Regions from separate parts of the Homo sapiens genome. Here regions 2 and 3 are each linked to region 1. A link is a loop called in an ENCODE intact Hi-C map of the cell type or tissue named here. Cell type or tissue: PC-9. All regions are shown on one strand. Region 1 overlaps COBL (cordon-bleu WH2 repeat protein). Region 2 has its middle 110 kb from the start of COBL. Region 3 overlaps GRB10 (growth factor receptor bound protein 10).

Evidence for each region. A loop is a pair of places that touch in the nucleus more often than their neighbours do. Peaks named below come from ENCODE experiments on the same cell type or tissue, not always from the same donor. Only the 100,000 strongest peaks of a DNase experiment are listed, where the experiment ranks them.
Region 2: a loop joins it to region 1, with 18 times the contacts of the local background. A loop is called at or near these places in 11 of 110 quality-filtered maps.
Region 3: it touches region 1 in a loop (3-fold over the local background); 15 of 110 quality-filtered maps call a loop at or near these places.

The regions. Positions count from the first base shown.
Region 1 is chr7:51,156,784-51,164,783 of GRCh38, reverse strand. The region is part of intron 5 of COBL (cordon-bleu WH2 repeat protein); the gene reads left to right. Among named protein-coding and RNA genes, the nearest start is that of COBL, 160 kb to the left of the region's middle. RefSeq lists an enhancer at 3,458-3,752. In PC-9, CTCF peaks have their summits at 1,666, 1,875 (motif pointing left), 3,373 and 3,576 (motif pointing right); DNase peaks (open chromatin) are centred at 1,853 and 3,563.
Region 2 is chr7:51,423,871-51,431,870 of GRCh38, reverse strand. No RefSeq gene overlaps it. Among named protein-coding and RNA genes, the nearest start is that of COBL, 110 kb to the right of the region's middle. In PC-9, CTCF peaks have their summits at 1,011, 1,211 (motif pointing left), 3,266 and 3,469 (motif pointing right); DNase peaks (open chromatin) are centred at 1,200 and 3,470; H3K27me3 peaks cover 2,557 bases.
Region 3 is chr7:50,611,377-50,619,376 of GRCh38, reverse strand. GRB10 (growth factor receptor bound protein 10) reads left to right here. Exons shown (of 19, transcript NM_001350814.2): 9 at 92-207; 10 at 1,238-1,306; 11 at 3,030-3,167; 12 at 4,497-4,607; 13 at 6,538-6,636. Among named protein-coding and RNA genes, the nearest start is that of DDC, 50 kb to the right of the region's middle. In PC-9, a CTCF peak has its summit at 4,397; a DNase peak (open chromatin) is centred at 866.

The DNA.
Region 1 (8,000 bases):
TGATTCATTGTTTAGTCTTTCTACTTAGGATAAGAGTAGTTTATACACCATAGTTACAGTGTTATCATATTCTGTGTTTTTCTGTGTTCTTACTATTACCCGTGAGTTTTGTACCTTCAAGTAATTACTTATTGCTCATTAATGTCTGTTTTTTTCTGATTAAAGTATTCCCTTTAGCATTTCTTGTAGGTCAGATTTGAGAAATTCCCCAGCTTTTGTTTGAGGGAAGTCTTTATTTCTCCTTTATGTCCGAAGGATATTTTCGCCGAATATACTATTCTAGGGTAAAAGTATTTTTTCATTCAGAACTTTAAATATGTTATGTCACTCTCTCCTGGCCTGTAAGGTTTTCCCTTGAAAAGTCTGCTGCCAGACATATTGTAGCTTCATTGTATATTATTCCTTTTCTCTTCCTGCTTTTAGGATCCTTTCTTTATCCTTGACTTTTGGGAGTTTCATTAGTAACTGCCTTGCAGTAGTATTTGGGTTAAATCTACTTGGTATTCTATTACCTTCTTTGGATATCGGTAACTTTCTCTAGGTTTAAGATGTTCTCTGATATTATCCTTTTCAATACATTGATAAATTTGACCTCAGAGAAAATATTAATAAATTTGATTTTAGGGAAAACAAACAAAAAACCCTCTTGAATGACAAAAAAGAGAAAATGAAAATAAATAAAGGAAAGAGATAAAACTCTTACTCATAATGAGAAATGTAAATGAACTACAGTGAACACTGTTCATCACCTATGGGATTGGCAAAAGCCCAAAAGTTTGTTACTACACCTTTTTCATTAAACTGTGGGGCCCTTAAATGCATTGCTGAGCAAAATGCAAAGTGCTAGCTTTATGGTGGTGAATTTGGCAGTATCTAGCCAAATTACACATACATTTAGTTTTTGACACAGAAATCCTAGTTTTAGAAATCTACCCTGAAGACTCACTGGCAAAAATCTAAAATGATTCATGTGTAAGGCTGTTTATTGTGGCATTATTTGTAACAACAGGAGATGAAAGCAATGTTCATGCCCATCAGGAGGGGATTGGTAGATGAAGCTATGGTACATGAAGATGTGGTATAGCTACATGATTGAATACTATGAATCTGTGAAAGAAGGAAGAAGTTTGTTATATTATTGATATGAGGTGTTTTCTGGGATATATTTTTTCCACTTTTAAAAATCAAGGGTGACTTTTCCTATGAATCAAAGTAATAAGGCTTCAATGTGATAGATTAATATTAACTCATAAATAAGAATATACTGGGTTTCAAGCCCTAGGGCAGTACAGCACTTAAAATAATAATGGCTCCCAGTGATGACCATGCCTGCTGCTTCAGTCCTGTCTGTTCTAGGCACTGTGCTTAGTTGTGTGGGCTTATTTGATCTTCCTTATATAGACACAGAAAATATCCAAATGCCAGAGGTGAATTGGTTGATCAGATTTATTGATATCTACTTATGTTGGCTATGATGCTCTCTTCAATTAAGGATGTTAGTGACGTAATATTTCTGAAGAGCACTCTGCCGTTGTTTTTACATATTTTTTCCACGCCATTGATCCTAGTCTGCACATTTTGATGCCAGTGCTTGCTTAATCTTACCAGAAGAGGGGATCAAACGGAGGCATGAGTCACATCATCCTTTTGCTGCTTTGAATGTCCTCTATTTTAAGGGATTTTGCAGCTCTTCCTTCCCTTAGTTCACTGTCTGGGCTGTGAGAGGCACTCCTTTTGTGTATATCCGGTGATAAAATGTAACACTGATCCATCTCCTTGTGAATTCCTTCCTTCCTTAGCTTAGCGCTTAGCTTAGCACTTCTTGCTTTACAGGAAACATTGCAGTGAGTATTGGCTTTATTGGTGCTCCCCCTGCTGGCTGTTTCTATGTCTTTGTGCAAACAGGGTAACAGCTTCAGCTTCAAGTCATAGTGAATCTCTGATGAGCACAGAGGCTTAGCCTGGCGGAGGCCGAGGGCAAGCCTACATCATTGGGGTGTTAAAGCCGAGCTTTCAATTCTGGCCCAGCATGCAGAACCTATCTTCACTTTCCTCATCTGCTAAACTGCCCACTTTGTAGGTTCATTGTAGCGATTAGAAATTATATAGCTCATCTGACACTCATAGGAAATGTTCTGAAATGGTGAGTAAACCTGACCGGAGCCCTCCAGAAAGTTTGCAGATACTATTATGTATTATTTTTTCTTGAGAAAATGTAAGTGGTTTATTATGTCTGTAACTTGAAGACTCTATGAGAATAGATTTGCATTAAAAAAATCCTAATGTAGATGGTCAAAGAAATTTGATCTTCTCTGGAAAAGTTAGTGAATTTCTTAGAAACTGAAGTTTACTCTGTTCCAAGATATATCTTCACTGTCTTAATCAAAGGGCGCTTGAATCATAGCAAATATTCTCATCTTTCAACTAACTTTAAGTAGTTTTCCTGGAATTTTACATTTTCCAGAAAACACTCCTTTCTGTATCTGTGAAAGAAAGTGTGCCTCAGGCTGTAAACTGGGCTGCACTGGACACCTGCGGGGGACTCTGGCTTAGTGGGGACATGGTCAGTATTGATTTTCCTCAAACTCAGCCTGTGTAGCTGTGAAAGCATGGAACAGATTACACTGCAGTTAACGTCATCCCACACATCTGGACTCCAAGACACGGGGAGGTCACATAGTCAGTTGTGGATGCCGGTTAATGATAAGGTGTGAGTTAGCTCTCGGGTCTCTGTTTCCTAAGTCACACAAACAGCAGTGATAAACTGTGCTAACGGATGAGACAAGGTACCTGAGTTAATTTGCAATTCAGCACACAAAAATGGAAAAGAAATTATTATATCAGTCTGATAAAGTGCAAATGTTCTGATGTAGGAGTAAAGTGACGTGGGTTCTAATCCTGGTTCTGTTATTCACCAGGACAACAGACCAGTCATTAGCAGGCCTTTCTCTGAAGAATGAACTTTTGAAAGTAACTGGCCTTTTATGGGCCCTGCTTCTTGGTTTCTTGGTTTTTTAAAAAATCCAAATTCTATAAATTTGACCAATCTAAAGGTATTACTACATGCTTCATCAGATATCTCTGCATTTCTTGATACCATAAAGTTAAAGTTCTTCTGGTAAAAGAGTTAAAAATCACTGCCTTATAAAACAAGCAAACAACAAAATAAACCTGTCTGGAGACATTTTGTCCATTTGCCCTGTTCAGGCAGTGACAGAAATAGTGTCATTATAGTGTTTCACAGATGGACGGAGCTTACATTTGAAGTGATTTCCATAGCAAAAGCCCTAAAAAAGTTTCCAGAATTCGTGTTGAGTGGCGTTGTTTCTGATGGAAGCCTCTGCAGTATTGGAGGCAGGCATTTACAGGGAAGCCCACCAGTAAAATAAAATTTTCAGAAAAAGTTATTAAAAGCTACATTTTAAAGGAAACTCCATAATTTCAGCTGCCCTGAGTCCTATGCTTACAGAGAGCCTGCATTTCCACCCAGCTGATCCGGGTCTCCAGGGGGATTACAGAGAACTTGCAAATGCGGCCCAAAGCATGTGTGGAGCTGTGCTGCCACAGGGTGGCAGTGTTGTCACACACACAGCAAATCCCCTCGCGAGCTTTTCTGGGCCTGGAAAAGCTCAAATCTGTTCTGTTTTTGGAGTGTTCATCAGTTGAGAACAGGAAAATGTGTTCCGAGGGCTGAGCCACGTGTTTATGAGGTAGAACTAATTTTTGTTATACATCAGTTGTGTAGAGATATTTTTAAAATTTAGCTTGTACCTTTAGAAAATGCTTTATAAGGCAGAGGTTGCAGTGAGCCTCGATTGCGCCACTGCACTCCAGCCTGGGCGACAGAGTGAGACTCCATCTCAAAAAAAAAAAAGCTTTATATTCAAAACAAAATAAATTGCATATGGCAGGTTTTAAGAGTAGAGTAGGAGAATCATGTCCAGTGCCTACAAGTCTAACAGAGTTTCTTGTTCCTTGTTCTCCTGAGCCTTTCTCAGTATCTGCATAGTTCTTTTAAAGGTTGTATGATCTTCTGTGTAAAGGGAAAAGCGTGGCTTTTGTTTTTGTTTGCTTGAATTTGGATTCTGAATTATTCACATACAGTTTGTGACCTCTTAGAGCCTTGTCTTCCCGTGTGTACCGTGAGCTCATAATCACCAGCACCCAGCATTCTTATGAGGATTAAATGAGTGCCAAGCACAGGAAGGAGCTCACAGCTAGCACTCGATGAAGGTTGGCTCGGCCCTGTTGCTCATTGCTTCTTTTATTCTGGTATAAGTAATGTGAAAGTCACTTTATCCCAAAAGCCTTTTTTCATTTGGGAGGTTTTCTTTATGAAAGACACCTGCAAATGTATTCGTGAATCAAAGGATATGACAACTTTATGGCATTACTGCATTGTTTCCCTTGATGACTGTGTCATCAACAACAAATAACAATATGTTATTATGGCCACTCAACTCTCCATTTCTGATTCAGAGCCTTGTGTATATAAAACTCCTATCAACTATTGGAAAGTAAATAGACCTTAATGTGTAATCTAGAAAAATCATTCTAAGGTTCTTTCCATACCTATTTGACCATTAAAAATAGGCCAGACATGGTGGCTCATGCCTGTAATCCCAGCACTTTGGGAGGCCGAGGTGGGTGGATCACCTGAGGTCAGGAGTTTGAGACCAGCCTGACCAATATGGCAAAACCCCATCTGTACTAAAAATACAAAATTAGCTGGACGTGGTGGCAGGTGTCTGTAGTCCCAGCTACTCAGGAGGCTGAGGCAGGAGAATCACTTGAACTCGGGAGGCGGAGGTTGTAGTGAGCTGAGATCGTGCCATTGCACTCCAGCCTGGGCAACAATAGTGAAACTGTCTCAAAACAACAACAAAAAAATAGTTTTAAAAATATTCTTATCATATGATCTCTAATGCAAACCTGGAACCCATCAGAGGAGGGTTTTGGTTTTAAAGCTTTGATGAATTTTTTTCCCAGAGTGTTCGATTCTTACAATGGGAGTAGTATACACATAGATCCTGAAGAGTTGATAAACAGGGCCTAATGCCAGTACCAGTTCTCGGAGGGAAAAAAATAAATGTAGATTTTTCACCACTTGGCTGAAAATGTGATGTTTGTAAGGATACTGAGGTAGAAAACGTCCCTTTCAAATACTGGTTTTCCGTATGTTCCCCTAAAACATGACTATTATTTCCACTGTCTATGTTTCCTTTCTGGCCTTCCCCTGCTCTTTGTCAGACAAGTATAAAACAAGAATCTCACTTGCCTGCACATGGATTTAAGTTGCTTCAGAGACCAGAGAAGGTGAGAAGCAGAGCTCTCTGTCCCTCGGTATCCTTTCCTGTCTAGGAGATGACATCTCCGCCATCACAGTGCCTCGGGCCAGAACCCTGGGGTCCTCTTTGCCCCCTTTGCTCTCCCACTCCACCTGCAACCCTCATAGCGTCTGTCGCCTTCAAGATACATCTAGGATCTCACCACTTCACACAGCCTGGCCTTGTCACCTGGCCCAGGCCTCCTGGCGGCTCCACTTCCCAGCACCTGTGGTCTCCAAAGCCTCCTCCCCACCTCCCTGCTTTGCGCCCTGCGGTTTCACGCGGCATCCAGAGCGCAGCGCGCGCGGCCGCCAGGTGCGCGCGGCCGGGGGCTGCAGAGAGCCTGCAACGCCGCCCCCGCTGCCCTCCTCCAAGCTCCTGGCCAGCTCTTCGTGTGTCTTGATCCAGGTTCTTAAAAAAAGGAAGTGGACTATAGACAGGGTGTCCCACACACTGGCAGTCCCAGGGTCGGCCCTTGGGGCTGCTGTTTCTCAGCTCGCCTCCCTGCCCACACAGCCCCTGCACCCCCGCGCTGTGCCTTCCCTGTCCCCGGCGCTGTGCCTTCCCTGTCCCCCACGCCTTCCCTGTCTCCCACCCCGTGCCTCGCTTTCCCTGTCCCCCGCCCTATGGACACCCCTGGCTCAGGCCAGTGTGCTTGTCCCAGCATCGCGCTCATCTCCTGTTTTTATTTGATGTTACAGATTTCATTTCATTAGGAATGAGTGTTTCCTCCCCGACTTTTGCCTGCATTCTTTTCCAGCTCCTCCCTGGAAAAGGGCAGGGGCGGACACTTTCCCAGCCTCCCACCGTGCTCTGTTCCTAGTGGCACCTGCCCCAGGGTCTGGGCCCCTAGGGATGCGTCCTCTACCCTGGAGACTGGGATCTTCTTAAATCCCCACTGCTCCCTTGTTGTCTCCTCAGCTAGCACCACCTTTGCTTCCTCTTCCAGGGTTGTCACATTTTCTTGATTTCTGCATCTTAAATATGTCCCAGGCGGACCTATAGTCCTTCCCTTTTCTTCCTGTTGAGCGATGGTTACAGGCTGTGGACGCGTGTGAGTGAGGAGGCTCCTCCCCGACCCTGCCCTTCCGCCATCCGGTAGGTTTGGGTCCATTCTTCTCCATTCTTTCAACATAAACTGCACCTTGAGGGTCTCTTCTCCTTTTTGAAATTTTGCATGGTACCAATTCATAGTAGATTACAGAGTAAAATAAATAAAATAAACAAATAGAAAATACATAGAAATAGTAAAATAAAAAGAATAATAAATAAACAGTCCCATATCAATCATCCACCATTAACAAATGTTAATGTGTGTTTAGCTACATTTGCTGCATTGTCTTTTTGTTAACGACTAAGAAACACAGCAGACACAGATGACACTGCCTCTCTAACACAACAACTGGCTCTCTTCTTCCTTCCCCAGGGGCAGCAACCCTTTTAAAAGTTTTATATTTTAAGAAGTATAGTGAAAGGCTGTCTGTCCATTAACAACACAGAGCATATTTTGTATGTTTTAACAATGTGTGTGATGATTGTCTGTATTTTGTTTATTTCAATTGACAAATAAAAATTATATATCAGTGCATTGTGCAACAGCTAAATCAAGCTAATTACCATATCCATGACCTCACATACTTATATTTTTGTGGTAACATTTAAAGTCTACCGTTTTAGTAATTTTCAAGTATATAATACATTCTTAGTAGTTATAGTCACCATATAGTACAATAAATAGACTTCCTGAAGTGATTATTTATTTTCCAAAGTCTGAATTTTGACTTAGAGAATAAGAACAATGAATATTGAGGGGGAAAAAATAAGGAAAGAAAGAAGGAGAAAAGAAAAGGGAGAAGAGAGCAGAGTGCCTCCACTAAAATCCCTCCCCACATAGACACTCGCCTCTCCAACCACTTGCCCTGGGCACACTTTGAGTCTGTCCCATCAGCAGACCAGGGGGCACTGGAGACACACAGAGGAGCCAGGCCAACCCCCTGCCCTCAGAAGACACCAAGGAACCCCTTGCCGGTGCTACTGAAACTCCAAATTCTCTGGCATTGCCAGGGGCCTTGTTTATTTTTTTTGAGGCGGAGTCTTGCTGTGTTGCCCAGGCTGGAGTGCAGTGGCATGATCTTGACTCACTGCAACCTCTGCCTCCTGGGTTTAAGCAGTTCTCCTGCCTCAGCCTCCCAGGTAGCTGGGATTACAGGCCCACACCACCACGCCTGGCTAATTTTTTTGTATTTTTAGTAGAGATGGGGTTTCACCATGTTGGCCAGGCTGGTTTTGAACTCCTGACCTTAAGTGATCCGCCTGCCTCGGCCTTTCAAAGCGCTAGGATTACAGGCGTGAGCCACCGTGTCTGGCTAGCCCTGGCCTTGTTAAAACTCTGATTTGAGGTATTGGGGCAGATGAGGCAATAGGAGAATCAAGCCTGAGGCCCTGGCGAGGAGGTAGAGTCAGAGGGCTCGGTTCTCCTTGTGAGAAGGGCGAAGGAAGGTCTGTACAGAGAAGGCAAAGCCTCAGCTAAGCTGCGGATGCAGCTGTGTGGCTCCCTCTCTGAGAGGGGAATCCAGCTTAGGGGCACCTGTGTTTCTATTTTAAGTACAGAACAGTTTAAGGGGGAGAGGAAGGAGAAGGGTTAAGAAATGAAAGTTCCCATTCTTCAGCAGT
Region 2 (8,000 bases), 270 kb before region 1:
CAGCCCTGGAAGCCTTTTCAAGCGGTGCTTCTAGCTCTTTGCCTCCTGCAGTTTTTGTTCTTGTTCTTCTAGTTCTCTCCTCTGCAGTTATGCCGGGGGTTACTGACATGACCGTTTCTCGGCTCCCAGGACGTTACACACTTTATTAAAAAATATGAGTGATCACGAGGTCAAGAGATTGAGACCATCCTGGCCAACATGGTGAAATCCCATCTCTACTAAAAATACAAAAATTAGCTGAGCATGGTGGCGTGCACCTGTAGTCCCAGCTACTTGGGAGGCTGAGGCAGGAGAATTGCTTGAACCTGGGAGGCGGAGGTGGCAGTGAGTCGAGATTGCACCACTGCACTCCATCCTGGTGACAGAGCGAGACTCCATCTCAAATATATATATATATATATGTAGTGAGTTGGCCCTTAGAACCGCCCCCATCCCCCAGCTTCTCCCTGGCTGCTCTGAATGATTCCTCAATGTTTCTATGTAGATCCTGTCACTGTTGCCTCCCCAGTCTACATGCAAGTGTTGCGCCCTCTTGGCATCCTGTGTGCACTCAAATCAGAGAGACAGGATGGACAGGTAGTGAGTGAACCACCATCTCACGGTTACTTTGTGAAGTTTCAGGGAAGGTCTTGTCTTTCAGCCATGCTAAATATTGCCAGTATTCAGGAGTTGATTCTGTAATTGGCAGCTGTTGTTAGCCCTCAGATGTGTGTCACCCACAGTGTGTTCTGCTCCCCCAGCTGCAGCTGACCAAACACACCTGGAAGCTCTCATGCATCAATCAGCCTCCTTGGTGCATTTCTCTAGTATCCAACTCATTTACCTGTTGAGAAATTATATCCCTAAAAATCAGCACTCTTGGTTGTTTGAATCTTTGTTAAAAAAAAGTGTGCTTTTGTGAATATGGAATCCAAAATTAATACAGATGCTTGTCGACTTACCCTGGGGTTACGTCTAGATAAATTCATTTTCACTGAAAATATTGCAAATTGAAAGTATATTTTTGGACTTACAATATTTTCAACTTACGATGGGTTTACCTGAACCCCATTCTAAGTTAAGAGGCGTACAGAATGTTTATGTTTTTGTACCATCCTGAAGTAAAAAAATCTTAAGTCCAACCGTCCTAAACTGGGGACCATCTATTATGTAATCGTAAAGCTGGTGGATCCCAGTAAAGGGCTCCCAGCGATGCGATGGGTTACTACTGCCACCTGCTGGTAGAACATTTCTTTGTCGATGCAAAAATAATTCTGGAGTTAGTGGTAACATTCTGCGTCTTGAGGGGAGCTTGGATTGCGCATGCAAATACATTTGTCAGCTTACAGATACAATTCTTCCTAGAAACCAAGATGCCACCAACAATGAAGACGGCGCCTATTTGGGGATTGACTTGTTGGTTAATATATGAGAATTTCCTTGAGGTGAGGTCTCCAGTCATGTAGTTTCTGGCTCCCTTTGGATCAGCTTTAGATAGGAACAAAACAAATGTACAATAAAAAGAATCAGAGCAGTAGTTGCATCTTGGGTGAGGGTCAGGAATTTATCTGAAGGGATCCTGAGAGAGTTTTCTTGGGGTGACAGTAATGTCTTTATCATAACCAGGCTTGGGTAGCAGGGTGTGAGCATTTATTGAAATCCACTTATTTAATGGCTTACTTAAGATTTGTGCACTTCATTGTATGTGAACATTATCCCCCAAATTAAAAAAAAAAAAAAAACCATAAACAAACACTGAAGTCAAGTTAATGACATGTGGAAATAAATTGGTGTTTGTATCTTTGAAATGCATCAAAAATAATCGGATGGGTTGATGAAGCGGTGGAGGAATGATAGATGGGGGGGTAATTAATAAAGTATAGTGAAACCTTAATTGTACAATTGAGATGGGGAATATATGAAAGTTCACTGGGAAATGCTTTATACTTTTCTACATGTTTGAACAGTTTCATAATAAAATATGAGGAAACAAATAATTTCTTATCAAATGATGGGCACTTAGAACTAGCTTATATCATTAGTTTTATAATCACTCTCTGAGATAAATAGCAATATTGTTTTAAAATATATTAGGAAATGAGTTTCAGAATTTTTTTCTGTTTTTGAGATGGAGTTTCACTCTTGTTGCCCAAGCCGGAGTGCAGTGGCGTGATCTTGGCTCACTGCAATCTCTGCCTCCTGGGTTCAAGCGATTCTCCTGCCTCAGCCTCCTGACTAGCTGGGATTACAGGCGCCCGCCACCACGACTGGCTAATTTTTTTGTATTTTTAGTAGAGATGGGGTTTCTCCATGTTGGGCAGGCTGGTCTCGAACTCCTGACCTCAGGTGATCCACCTGCCTCAGTCTCCCAAAGTGCTGGGATTACAGGTGTGAGCCACCGCGCCTGGCAGAGTTTCAGAATATTTAAGGAAGTAGATTGAGCTTATACAGTTAATAGGCAGTAGAATTCACATTCACACCCATATTATCTAGGTCCAAGTTTAATGGTCTCTCTGTAAATGCCTTGCTTTTTACAAATTAAAAAACAAAGCATCTTTTGAGAATTAAGGAGAGGGTGGTGGGGCAAATTTGTCCTACCAATTGAAAAAATCAGCCTTAAGTTGCTGATGCTGAGTCAGGAGTACAGTTTGCCTTCAGAAAGAACAGCTTATCATTGAACAAGGCACTAGCATTTGAGAACTTCCAGAACATCCCTAGATTTGCCCCGTATCCGCAGCCTCCACCTCATTTCAGTATAGGAACAAGTCGCCCCTGGCACTTGATTTTATCTCCAACTTGTTTCAATATATGGAACTGCACTAATTCTCAATGTTAAGAAATTTAATATTAGTTTTAAATCCTATAGAGACCAGAAGCATATTCTTACTGCTTTCCAGACACTGCTATGCAGTCTGTCAAAATGTATCACCATGTGTTTTGATGTTATAAAATGATGACATCAAAAATAATGGCCTAAGAGGTAAGTGACCCACGTTTCTGTTCAAGTTACAAAATTGTTGGCTGAAATTGCGTGTGCATCATGCAAAGTGACTTTGCCTTGCTTGCATCCGCAAAAGGAAAGGGTGCCTCGGTGATCTGTCTCATGTCTGATTTGTCCTCTACTTCACAAGCATCATTCAATGGGCCCACGCTCTCTGGATCCAGCTGGGGTAGTTGTCACTGCGATAGGCCCTGTCGTAGCACTGGTACCTCTCTCCCCTCTGATACCATGTGGTACCAGAAAGATCTTTTGTTTCCTGGATCACCCTGGTGTAGGCCAATGGAGTGGTGGCATCAGGTCAGAACGTCCGGATGCTGCCTCCACCCATTTCTGTCCATCCTGCATTTACACCTTCCTCCCCATGGAGTAGTTTCCAACACCTGGGCCCCAAAGATGCTTCTTCCTACAATTTCCTTCACTACCATGGGATACAGGAGACATTTCTGTAGCCTGCAAGTGTCTCTAGCCACTGGGTGTCACTGCTGACCCACAGAAATCCTGGAAAAGCAGCTTCAACATGGAAAATATCATGGTTATGTTTTCAAAAGTGTTTTGCTCAGAAATAATCACTTGTTCAACAAAAATATCTTTTCCAAAACACCAGGATGGAAAGTCTGAGGGGGTGAAGAAGTTCTGGTGGACTTGTGTGCATCAGTGGCTGATGGCTGCCCCCAGGCTGTGGATCTTCATAAGGATGCTGTTAATCAGACATGACTTTAAAAAAGATTAGTATGCTTTTTATTTGAGTAGGTAAACATATTGAGAACTGAAGTGATTTTTCACCCTTAGTAAACATTGTACTGGACCTGCTTAACTCTGAAAGCTAAAAAATAATGAGCTTAAGTAATGAAAAGTAAAAGAAAATTATTCCAAATGATATGTACTAATAATCTTTAAATAATGAATTACTTAAATTATTCATTATCTGTTTTCTGTAACCTGCTGTGAACAGCATAGCCCCATTCCAGGTGGTAATTGTCCATATAGTTCATGATGCCTGGGGTGAGTTAACCCAAAGGAAATGGGAGAGAGGATGGAACTGATGTTTCAGAAATGGCAACATTCTTAAAGAATCCACTTAACTAAAGATTAGAATGCGCACAGATCCAAATTGAATATTCACATTCTTAGATGCATATTTTATCTCTTTGGTTCCATTGTGTTCACTTTACACCATATTTTCCTGAAATAATATATGAGAAAATACCCACATTTATTAAAAATAAAAGAACGTCTTGCTTATACAGCATAAATTCTGAAAATCTGATCAAAAGTCAATGCATTTGCTGTCTAGACTTGAATGTGGACAATATTAGCAGAAGTGTAAAAAGAATACTCAACCTGAAGAACAAAGCGTTTAAAAGAAGATACAGAGGATTATGCAGAACCCAGAGGAAAGAAAACCCTCTTGCCTTATTATTCTCATTCTATTATTTTCAGATAAGGAAAAAAAGACTGTAAATCAATAAATCTGTAATGAATACATGCACAGAGGCAGAAGGCATCCATGAGTTTGCACAGCATCCTCTCACGAGGGCCCAGAGAAGGCATCCTCCCAGGTCTCAGGGTCAGAATCAGCCACAGTTTTCATTTTGTAATTCCTGGAATCCTATAGCTGATTGCTTCCCTTTTTGCACCAAACAAAAAAAAAAAAACAGATATTTTCTGGAAGACGAGAACCAAGCATTTGTGGCCCACTCACAGAAACAGCCCCTGTTAAGCATTCAATTTTTTTTTTTTTTTTGAGACGGAGTCTCGCTTTGTTGCCCAGGCTGGAGTGCAGTGGCGCAATCTCCGCTCACTGCAAGCTCCACCTCCTGTTTTCACGCCATTCTCCTGCCTCAGCCTCCCGAGTAGCTGGGACTACAGGCACCCACTACCACACCCGGCTAATTTTTGTATTTTTAGTAGAGACGGGGTTTCACCATGTTGACCAGGCTGGTCTTGAACTCCTGACCTAAGGTGATCCACCTGCCTCGGTCTCCCAAAGTGCTGGGATTACAGGCATGAGCTACTGTGCCCGGCCTAAGCATTCAATTCTATTGTCTTGCTCTCCTTTTTTTAATCCCACTTTTACTCCTATTTTTATTTTATCTTAGAAAATAAGTTCTTGGAAACTGTGCCGCCTAATGACTATATGTGTTAATTTATACACCTCACCTCAATTCTTTTCTGAACTAAGGTGAAAGGTGAGATATATAAATAAGAACATAAAAGTAAAAGAGTAAAGATGCAAATTCAGTCCGTAGTCAGTGAGTACAACACAGTTGAAAGGCGCTGAAAGCGTTCTGAAACGCTTCCATCTTTCCTGCAAGAGCAAAGTGGCAGCTTTTGCAGGGTGCCTATGGGCTGTTTCTTCTGTAGCTCAGGCGAGGAAGCTCTTTGGAGAGAACAGAGCAAAGGGTGTGGAGGTCTGTTTGTATGATGGGGACAATGTTCCCTCTGACTGGGTGATACCATGTCTTGCCCTGAAGCAGGGGGAGACGAATGGCATCTTCCATCCAAATGGCACAGAGCGAGCGGACTGCGAACTCACTGTGTGAGAATTGGCGGAGCGACCACGTGAGGACGTGCAGCTGGGGCAGTGTGGCCAGTGACTTCAGTTGCCCTTCCGTCAGGCCACCTTGAGAGTGCTTTGGTAGAACTTAGACCTGTCCTGAGGAAGCCTGTGGGTAGTTTTGATGATACTGTCACTTTGCACACTGTAACATGCAAAACTCGCAGCACGCCCTGGGAAGCAGGCAGGCATGGAGAGCCTAAGTAACGGGAAGGAGAGCAACCGGCTGCACCGGGGTGGAGGTTGTTTAGGAGACAGGCTGGCAGCCATCAGGCACTTTGCCCTTTATTTCTGTCAGATGCTGCTGAAAAGAAGGCAAGGGGTCAACGTTGAGCGTGGATGCAGAAAAGAGCCCAGGGATCAGGCTGAGCCCAGAATGCTGGAACCGTAACAGAATAGGAAACAGCATGTACACAACAAAGTCCCAAACCATCTCCATATGATGATCCTGCTATTACAGGAGCAAAACTCTTGTTAAATCAGGAAGAGGGCAGGGTGTGGTGGCTCCCGCCTGTAATCTTAGCACTGTGGGAGGCCAAGGCAGGCAGATCACCTGAAGTCAGGAGTTTGAGACCAGCCTGGCCAACACGGTGAAACTCCATCTCTACCAAAAAAAAAAATGCCAAAAAATTAGCTGGGTATGGTCGTGTGTGCCTGTAATACCAGCTACTCGGGAGGCTGAGGCAAGAGAATCGCTTGAACCCAGGAGGTGGAGATTGTGCCATTGCACTCCAGCCTGGGTGACAGAGTGAGACCTTTTCTCAAAAAAAAAAAAGAAAAAAAATCAGAAAGAGACATCAGGTAAATTCAGAGAGGTTTTGTAAGCCCGTTGCAAGATAAATTCAAAAAAAAAAAAAGAAAGAAAGAAAAAAAAAAACAACACTCCAGCTACCCCAAAGGGTAAAGGAGTAGACATCAAGTGACTGCACCAAGAACTTGGGACAGGACTGAGGCTTGGCATGTCTCTATGTGTCATTCCTCACTGGCTGCCTTGGCCTCCCAAAGTGCAAGGATTACAGGCATGAGTTGCCCTGCCCAGCCAATATATTATATTCTTGAAAAAATGTAAAGAGAGCTAGTGTTATGTGTTCTTACCACAAAAATAATAACTGTGTTAGATGATGCATTTAATTAGCTGGATTTGGGTGGGCACAGTGGCTCATGCCTGTAATCCCAGCACTTTGGGAGGCTGAGGCAGGCGAATCACCTGAGGTCAGGAGTTTGAGACCAGCCTGGCCAACGTGATGAAACCCGTCTCCACTAAAAATACCAAAATTAGCTGGGCATAGTGGTGCATGTCTGTAATCCCAGCTACTCAGGAGGCTGAGGCACAAGAATTGCTTGAATCCAGGAGGCGGAGGTTGCAGTGAGCCAAGATCAGGCCATTGCACTCCAGCCTGGGCAACAGAGCTACACTCTTTCTCAAAATTCATAATAATCATAATCATAAGCTAGATATACCCATTTCACAATATATGTGTACTCCAAAACAATATTGTACATAATAAAAATGTACAATGTCATCTGTCAATTAAAAATTGTCATTTAAAAATAAATATTTTTGGCTGGGCATGGTGGCTCACACCTGTAATCCCAGCACTTTGGGAGGCCGAGGCGGGCGGATCACAAGGTCAGGAGATCGAGACCATCCTGGCGAACACAGTGAAACCCTGTCTCTACTAAAAATACAAAAAAAATTAGCTGGTTGTGGTGGCGGGCGCCTGTAGTCCCAGCCACTCAGGAGGCTGAGGCAGGAGAATGGCGTGAACCCGGGAGGCGGAGCTTGCAGTGAGCTGAGATCGCGCTACTGCACTCCAGCCTGGGCGACAGAGCAAGAGTCCATCTCAAAAAAACTGAAAAATTAAAACATAAATAAATATTTTTACCTGTCAATTAAAAATAAATAAATATATGTCAATTAAAATAAGCATTTATCTGTCAATTAAAATAAAAAAATATTTTCACCAACCTGATGCTAAAAAGAAAAAAATAAGTCAATAAATAAATAAAACTTTTCTAGATAAGCTGCACACCAGCACTCTTAGAAACATCTTTGATACATGTGTCCTAACAGAATGTATTACAATAGCTAAGAGTAGTTAATATCCCTTCCCTGAATTCACACATTCTGAATTACTTGCACAACTTACCAAGTTAGACACGTGTTTAAGATATGTGTTTTAAGTCTACTAGATGGAGTTTGAGTGATGAACACTTCTATTTACTGAAATAAAACTGTTGTAAATCAAGCATATAACTCATACCCTTAGAAACAGTCCTGGTAAGTGTGTCTTAAAAGAATGTATTAAATGAACTTAAGAATGGTGAACGCTTCTAATCAATGAAAAAAATTATTTTGAGTCATGCAGGCAAGGACTTGTGTTAGAAACTTATTTTGTACATGTGTCATACCACAGTAGTATTAAGTGCCTCAAACACATCTTTAAGCTGAAATTACACAGT
Region 3 (8,000 bases), 550 kb after region 1:
ATAGAAAGTTGAACAAATCTTCCATTTGGTTGTAAAGCTACCATGAATTTCCCACCTGTTGCGTCTCACACGTGATGCTTTGCCCCTGCAGAGAGGTGCTTGGAAGACCATGAGCTGGTGGTCCAGGTGGAGAGTACCATGGCCAGTGAGAGTAAATTTCTATTCAGGAAGAATTACGCAAAATACGAGTTCTTTAAAAATCCCATGGTGAGTCTTACCTCTTCAGGTTTGGGGTTTGGGACTCTTGAAATCTTGAAGTTTATACTTGGGTTTCATAGTATCAGATTAGAAAGTGACTGAGAGGCATGGTGTAGCATATGGGTTTGAGAATCAGAGTTGTAGTTTAATGAAGCAGTCCTTGCTTGAAACCCAGTCTCATGCTTCACTAAATGTGCGTGGGACTGGCTGAAGGTAGAGGTCTCCTTCTTCACATAGACACAGTGTAAAGGGGGTTAGTCTCTAAGACAGGAGCTGGGAGAGGCTGGGTGTTTTCTGTTATTTTGAAAGTTCTCAGTTGAACTGATCAAACACTTAGCAGAAGAAAAACTCATTATTCTCTGCAAATAGCAAATATATTTTGTGATCATACGTGGAAGAATGACTAGAGAAATCAGTGCGATTGGTTGGTGTCTTGAGCTGGTCACCTTGATCTCTCTTTTCTTTCTTTGGGAGAGGCACTTGTCCTGTGAGAGGCCAGGATAGGGAGGGCACCTCCTAGCTCCTGGGGCACTCGCTGTCATCCTGAGTCATGGGTCAGAGCTGCATCAACTGGGGAGAAGACCCAGGGCCATTTCTGACTCTGATAATGTAGCTGCTTTTTTATTCCAAAGTAAGAAATTTGAAGACTGTTTTTGGGGAATGCAGCAGAACAGGCTTTTCTCGTGACTGGGCTTACCTTTTAGTTTCAGGAATTCTTTATCTCACGCTGTGCACTTGTGCCACTGGGCTGGGACGCTGGCATCGCTCTTTGCCATGGAGCATGCTGTGAGACATGAATCCCTTAGTAAACATAGTTGGTATTCCACACTAGTACCCAGCATTTCAGGAAACAAAATACAACCTTTTGAAGGAGGTGTTTCTTCTGTGTGATAGGAGAATAAAAAGGACCGCCATTTTAAATACAGGTGTATGTAATTATACTGGTAGGAATAGTTTTAAAATTGACATATCTATATGACATACCTTCCCTCACTTTGAAGCTAACCTTTTACGTATTTGTTTTTTCCCATTTTCTTAGAATTTCTTCCCAGAACAGATGGTTACTTGGTGCCAGCAGTCAAATGGCAGTCAAACCCAGCTTTTGCAGGTACTGGGCCACAATAGATCTCTGCTGAAATAGACTTTCTGAATAGAAATCCTCTTGGAACTGAATGGCAGCATTGTAAAAAACCTAAAGAGATCGCATCTTTCACCATTTATAACCTTGGCTCTTAAGCCGGAGGGGTGGTTGGGGGGAGGGTTTAGAGTAACCAGAAATTAAAAGTTTCCTTGGAAAATCTGTGTGTAGCTGGGTTCCTTCTAAGCCAAACAGGCACTTACACGATGCCCTTGCTCTGACTTAGAAGAGTCCAGTGATGCCACTGCTGAGTGTGGGCCAGGGGGTGCATGGAGAAACCCCAGTCTCAGGGCTCCCTCCCCAGCTCCTTTCTGAGCAGGGGTCCCAGGTCAGGCCACCGCCTAGCTGCTTGGAAATCTCTGCAGAAGCACAGAGTCTATAGTAAAAGATGATCGGGTTACCACAACAGACTTTTAAAAGTAACTTGCCATATATTACAAATAAAGAAACCTGCTTTAATTGTCCTGATTCATAAAGTCTGTTCTAAGAAAACCTGGTCTCTCCCCACCTCCTCTTCCAGTGGAGGGAGCCACCAGGGCCTCTGTGCCCAGCTCTCACACACACTCCTCCGGGGAAGCTGGGAGTGGGGAATGGGAATGTTACAGCTACACCCTAAAAATGTGCCTGTGTACATGTTAAAAGTGAGAGAATAAACCATTTCCTAAGGCCACCAACAAGATCCAGGTGACATTACATGTAAGAGAAACTACTAAAATGTAGTTCCTACAGAATTCTCCTCATAAGCCCTTTTTCTACGTTGTTATCACCAAATTTGTTTCAGCATCTAAAAGATAAGAGTTTCAGAGCTCTGTTCTGGTGGTGTCTTCAGAAGCCCTTCTGACCATAGCATGTGTCTGTTCTGGCGAGAGGTGTCAGCACTAAGTTACCACCTATACACAGTGAACAGTGAAATAGCAGATTCTGTTTTAATTGCCTTGACTTTGAGAGGATCCATGCGCTTTGTGAAGATGTGCAGTGATCTCTTGAGACTCAAGAAGGACTGACCCAGGTGCACCAGGGCTCTGTCCGACGTGCCTTTCCCACCTGGGGGAAAAGAGCTTTGTCCCCTCCCAGTCTAGTAGCAGGACCTGCCAGCATCACCTCCCCAACTTCGCTCCATGACCTGGCCCTTGGCCTGTCTTCCCTTTGATGAAAAGCGTAGTTTCTTGTTTTGTTTTGTTTTGATAAAGCCTTTATTCTTAAGGCTGCCTGTGGGAAGAGTTAGCTGGAACAGGGGGACATCACCAGGATGTCCTGCACCTGGGTGCATCACTTGCGGACACATGACACCTTTTATGTGACCCTTGACTGGAGGGGTGCCTGGGTAAAAGTGGCCACTACATACTCACTGTCAGTCTCCAGAGTCCCAATCACTTGGTCATGGCACTTGCTCTTGCCCTCAGTCTGATATCAGACTGGATCCTTCAGTGCACTATCTTATAGGGAAATTCATGACTCGTGTTATCACCAGTGTTGGAAAGGTCCATTTGCTTGCATATGTTTAAATACGAATTATGTTCTATGCAACACGAATTGAGATGGGATTTTAAGACTTTGGAAAGGAGAACACTCTCATTTTGATCCAAAAAGGAGTCTTTTAATAATTCAGAAAATGTCAGCTATGCTGATAACATGTCTGCTTTAATTATTTTAGATTAGCATTATGTGATTTTAAAAATTTGTTCTTCAACAGAATTTTCTGAACTCCAGTAGTTGTCCTGAAATTCAAGGGTTTTTGCATGTGAAAGAGCTGGGAAAGAAATCATGGAAAAAGCTGTATGTGTGTTTGCGGAGATCTGGCCTTTATTGCTCCACCAAGGGAACTTCAAAGGTGAGCTTTAAAAGCTACCACCACCAGCCCTAATTCTGCCACAGTCACTCCCCCCAGGTCCTCAGAGTGAACCTGGGCTTCATTTTTAAATGCACCTTAGACTCCTCCAAGCTCAGGACAACTTCTTAATAAGCTAATTGTGCAGCAGCTGAACTTGGAGTCACAGGTTTCCTGGTCTCGCTCAGAAACTAGGTAATAAATAATACAGGCCTAAGAACCCCACCTGCCTAGCCCCACCCCCACTGCGGGTTGGGAGCAGACACCCCTGGCTGCCCCATCACTTCAGAGACTGGCCTAGTTCTCATAAGTTGGGATTTAAGCTAGCTGTAAAGATGTTTGATAGACTATTGCCACCCTAATGCCAGTGTAACTTTATGTATCATAGATATTTCATGAAATAAACTGCAGGCTTGCATGTATCCCCAGTGAGAAGAAGGTGGGAGATGGAAAACAGCTGCAGGCCCTCAAAAGAGAGCTTAGGCCGGAGGCTCCTTTGCTCCCATGTACACTCTTGTCTGCTCTCTTCTTGTGCTGTCCACATATACCCTGTGGCAGGAGCCTTGTCCACCCAATACCTGGCTGAGCACTTACCATCTGAGGGCTGTGGTCTCTTTTGCTCTGGCCAGCAGAGGTGAAAGGGAGCTGGCGGGACCCCAGCACAGGTGTTGAGCATCTGGGAACCGGCTCTGGGAAGGTGTTGGGGCCGGCTCTGGGAAGTCAGCAGCTGCCGACACCTGGGCCAGAGAGAAGGGGCGTCTGCAGAGAGGGGCTTTGAACTGACACAGGGCATGGTAGCTTCCTGACCTCCCAGCTCTGCTGTGTGGCCCGCTCACTGTCCTCGTGTGTGCTGAAGTTGGGAGGGTATTTCGTAGAGCAGGAAACAGAGCTGGGCTGGAGAGTTGAGGAGGAGAAGGGTGGGACAAGCAAGCTACCAGTGGGAAAACCCAAAGTACGGTTGGACTCTGGACTCACAACAAACCAAAGGCAGACAGGCCCTGTGCTCTTAACTCTGACCTTTGGGTTATAGATTTTCTCCTGCTTTTTATCTTGAATATCCGGTCATGGGGCTTTGATTTGCCAGAAGTATCAAATACGTTCCAACAGCCTTGTGTGTCTGAGAACTGGGGAAGTGGGTGTTTTGGGTGAGACTGGGTGAATTTGGTTTTAGTTTAGCACTTATTACACCTCGCGTAATAATCATATGTAATATGTATAGTGTCATCGGGGAAAGTGCTTGTAAGTGTGCAGAGACTGCCCTCTGTCTACCAGAGGTGAACACATTTGCTCTTTGCTGTGCTTGAGACTTTAACCTGGCCAGTGTTGTCACAGGAACCCAGACACCTGCAGCTGCTGGCCGACCTGGAGGACAGCAACATCTTCTCCCTGATCGCTGGCAGGAAGCAGTACAACGCCCCTACAGACCACGGGCTCTGCATAAAGGTACCCACGAGCTGTCCACAGACGGCGCGCATGCTCAGCAGCCCACAGGAGACTGACTTCTTCTCTTGCCCAGCACTTGATTGTTGCTTCTATTGTCTTCAACAGAAACATAGTTTCACACTGGATTTATCCATTCCTGTAAAAACATTTATTGTACACTTGCTGCTATCAGTCCTTGAGTAGCTCAGAAGCTCAAGGACAAGCAGACAGGGATGGATAATGTGGCTAGTGGGCTCAGTGTTTTAGGGAGGGTGGCTTTTGGCATCAAAGGGTGGGCTGTGGCTGTAGCCCAGTACTAGTAGCTGGAAGGGGAGGTGGGGCAAGGGAGGGGACCCCCAGCCTGTCACCTGGGTTGCCTGCATGGTACTGAGTGAGCTGATGGCTTCTGTGTGGGCCTCTGGCTGTGGGGATGGTCAGACAGGAATAGACACAATGCTGCCCACCCTCTGCATGCATGTGTGTGCTGGCATGCACACACACGTGTGCACACACATCTACATGCACATACCCACACGTGCATACATACATGTATAGACATACACCTTTGTGCATACACACAGGTATAGACATACACCTTTGTGCATACACATACATTATACACACATGTACATAGACACACATACACATGTGCACACACCTATAGGCAGAGCCCACTCCTTTTCCCCTGATGAGGTTGTGGTGGTATTAATAATCATAATGGTAGATGATATTTACTGAATGCTTACTGTGCATGATATGTTCCACTGACAGTTTTACATCCATTATCTTAATCTTCACAGCCCCTTGTGGGATAGGAAGTTGGCCACATTGCCCACATCCAGTAGCCAGTGAATAGTTGTGCTTGGAGTTTGCCCTGTAGGCTGACTTATGAGCCATAGCCCAAGCCACATCCCGAGAACACACAATACGGGGAGCCCCTCCTTAGGGGAAAATTTCTTTCCAAAATATCACCTCATACCTTGCTCAGGGAATACTCTTTCGGTTATAAGTAATAGGCGTCTAATTCACACCAGCTAGAGGCCCAAGGCAGCCTCAGGCGGGGCTGGAGGTATGAGCAGCAGCTGGCACTCTCCCTTCCCACCAGCCCACACCAGCCATGCTTGCCTGTCTCTGCAAACGCAGTCTCTGCTTCTCTCATAGCACCAGCCGAGCGCAGGGTAGTCACACCTGTCCCTCAACCCCTCCAGATTCTTGGGAGGGAGAGCTGGGGTGTGTCCAGCATTGTTTCTTGAGTCTGAGGTCGGGGGTTCTTCTGGAGATGCAGGTCAGTTTATGCCTGCAACAATTCTCCTCCCTCACCAAAGGGCCCTGCCTCTGGAGGGGCACCTGTCTTCTCCCCATGGTGCCTACTTCCCCTTCTGTCTCATTCTCCAGAGCCAACATCAGTCTCCCTCTCTGGACCTTCTACTTGGGGTCTGATCTTGGGGCTGCTCAGACATCAGAATCCCTGAGCTCCTCAGGGGTTGCCCCTCTTGGCTAAGCCCTGCAGCAGCCCCTCCTCTCAGTGGCCTGGGGGCAACTTTAAGATCTCTCCTCCTGTAAGTCAGAAGGCAGGTTCTCCTCCCATAGAATCCAGTCCGTCGACAGAGTTAGATGCCTCTTCCTCTTTGTCCTATTGTGCTTACCACATTACGTTGTCCTGTGCTAGTTTGTTTTTCTGTCTCCTCTGAAGTTCCCAAAGGATGGCTTATTATTCAGCTAAGTGGTACACAACCTGGGGCCAGTCCATGGTAGGCACTTAATAAAGTCTTGTCAGGAAGGTGGATGAATGAACGCTTAACACACAGGTGTGTGTGTATCTGCTGTGCTCCTTGCTAGGGGGATCTCCAGCTGGTTGTCTCTGGTTTGTGTCAGATGCAGCCCTGCCTTGACAGAAGCTGTTTCTGACTCCCTGTGTAACACTAACAGGACTTTCTTTTACCTCCTGTAGCCAAACAAAGTCAGGAATGAAACTAAAGAGCTGAGGTTGCTCTGTGCAGAGGACGAGCAAACCAGGACGTGCTGGATGACAGCGTTCAGACTCCTCAAGGTATGTGACATCTTGCGGTTTGTGTTGAGTGCACATCTCTTCGTGGAAAATTGGCCTCTGGACTTGATGTCTATTCTGGCAGGAAAATGCTCGTAACTTTTCCGCTGTTCTGTCACAATATTTTATTTATCAAATGTAGTTAAGCATCTTTCTAAACAAGATCTCAGGAGCTTTTAACAGAGGGCCTAATATTAAACAGGGTAGAGCTAGGTTTTCCGGACTCAGTACTACTGACATTTTGGGTAGAATAATTCTTTGTCGGGGGTCTGGGGGACATCCAAGCATTGCAGGCCACTTAGATGTGTGGCATACCTGGTCTCTGCCTGCTAGATGCCAGTCGCACGCCCGGCCAGTTGAGACAACCAAAAATGTCTCTAAATGTTGCCAAATGTGCCCTGAAGCCAGAGGATGGGGAATTGCCCCTGGTTGAGACCACTAGATTAGAAGAATAGGATTCGAAAAATCAGGACCAGGGAGAAAGGAAATAGTACATGAGGTGTTAATTATTTTCACGACTGAACCAACTCTCAGGTTCCCAAAAAGCCAGGGCCATGAAGTAAACATGATGAATTATACAGTTGACTGAAGCTCCTCAGCAGAGACAGTACCTCCTGACTGTAAGTTCTAAAGGAAATTTATCACGTGGTACTGCATATAGAGTAATGCCCTTGACAGCAATTTCATGCCAGTTGCCAGAGTGATTTCATAGGGCTGTTTACTGTAGTCACTTTGGATTTCCCACAGTGTTTCTGTGCACATATACCATATCCCACATGTCTGGAATTAAGTCTACAGAGTCCTTGTGAGTTGTAAGTTAGCTGGCCCAGGTGAGCTTGGCTAAAGTCCAGGGGTCTCCATAGGAGATGTTCGTTTAGTCAACTGGAGCCAATGGATACAATGGTCTAGGGATTTCTTTACAAAAACTCCCAGCCTTCGTTGAACTGTAGTGGCCTTTGAGCTGGTCCAGAGACTCAAGGTGAAGTCAATTAAGGAGATGGAGGAACTGAAGGAAGCATAGCTCAAAACTTTCCTGGAGGTGCTGCAGATCCAATTCTGAATGTAGTCCTGTTGTCCCATCCACTTGGCAGGTAGCATTTTGCACCCAGTAATCCACAGATTCCAGAGACATTAAGGATACATCCTAGTGCCATTTTTATAGGATGCTGGGGCCCAAACCAAAAGTTCCACAGATTGGCTTCCTGTATCTCTCTCCCAGAACCTTATTTTATGTTTTCACTGATTAAAAAAAGAATTATGGAAATCAAAACTTTACAAATTCATAATGGAAGAGGAAATGTCCATGTTAATACATCATAGATCATAGACCACTCCTGTGTAAGCCGGTTTTCAGTGTAAGGGTCATC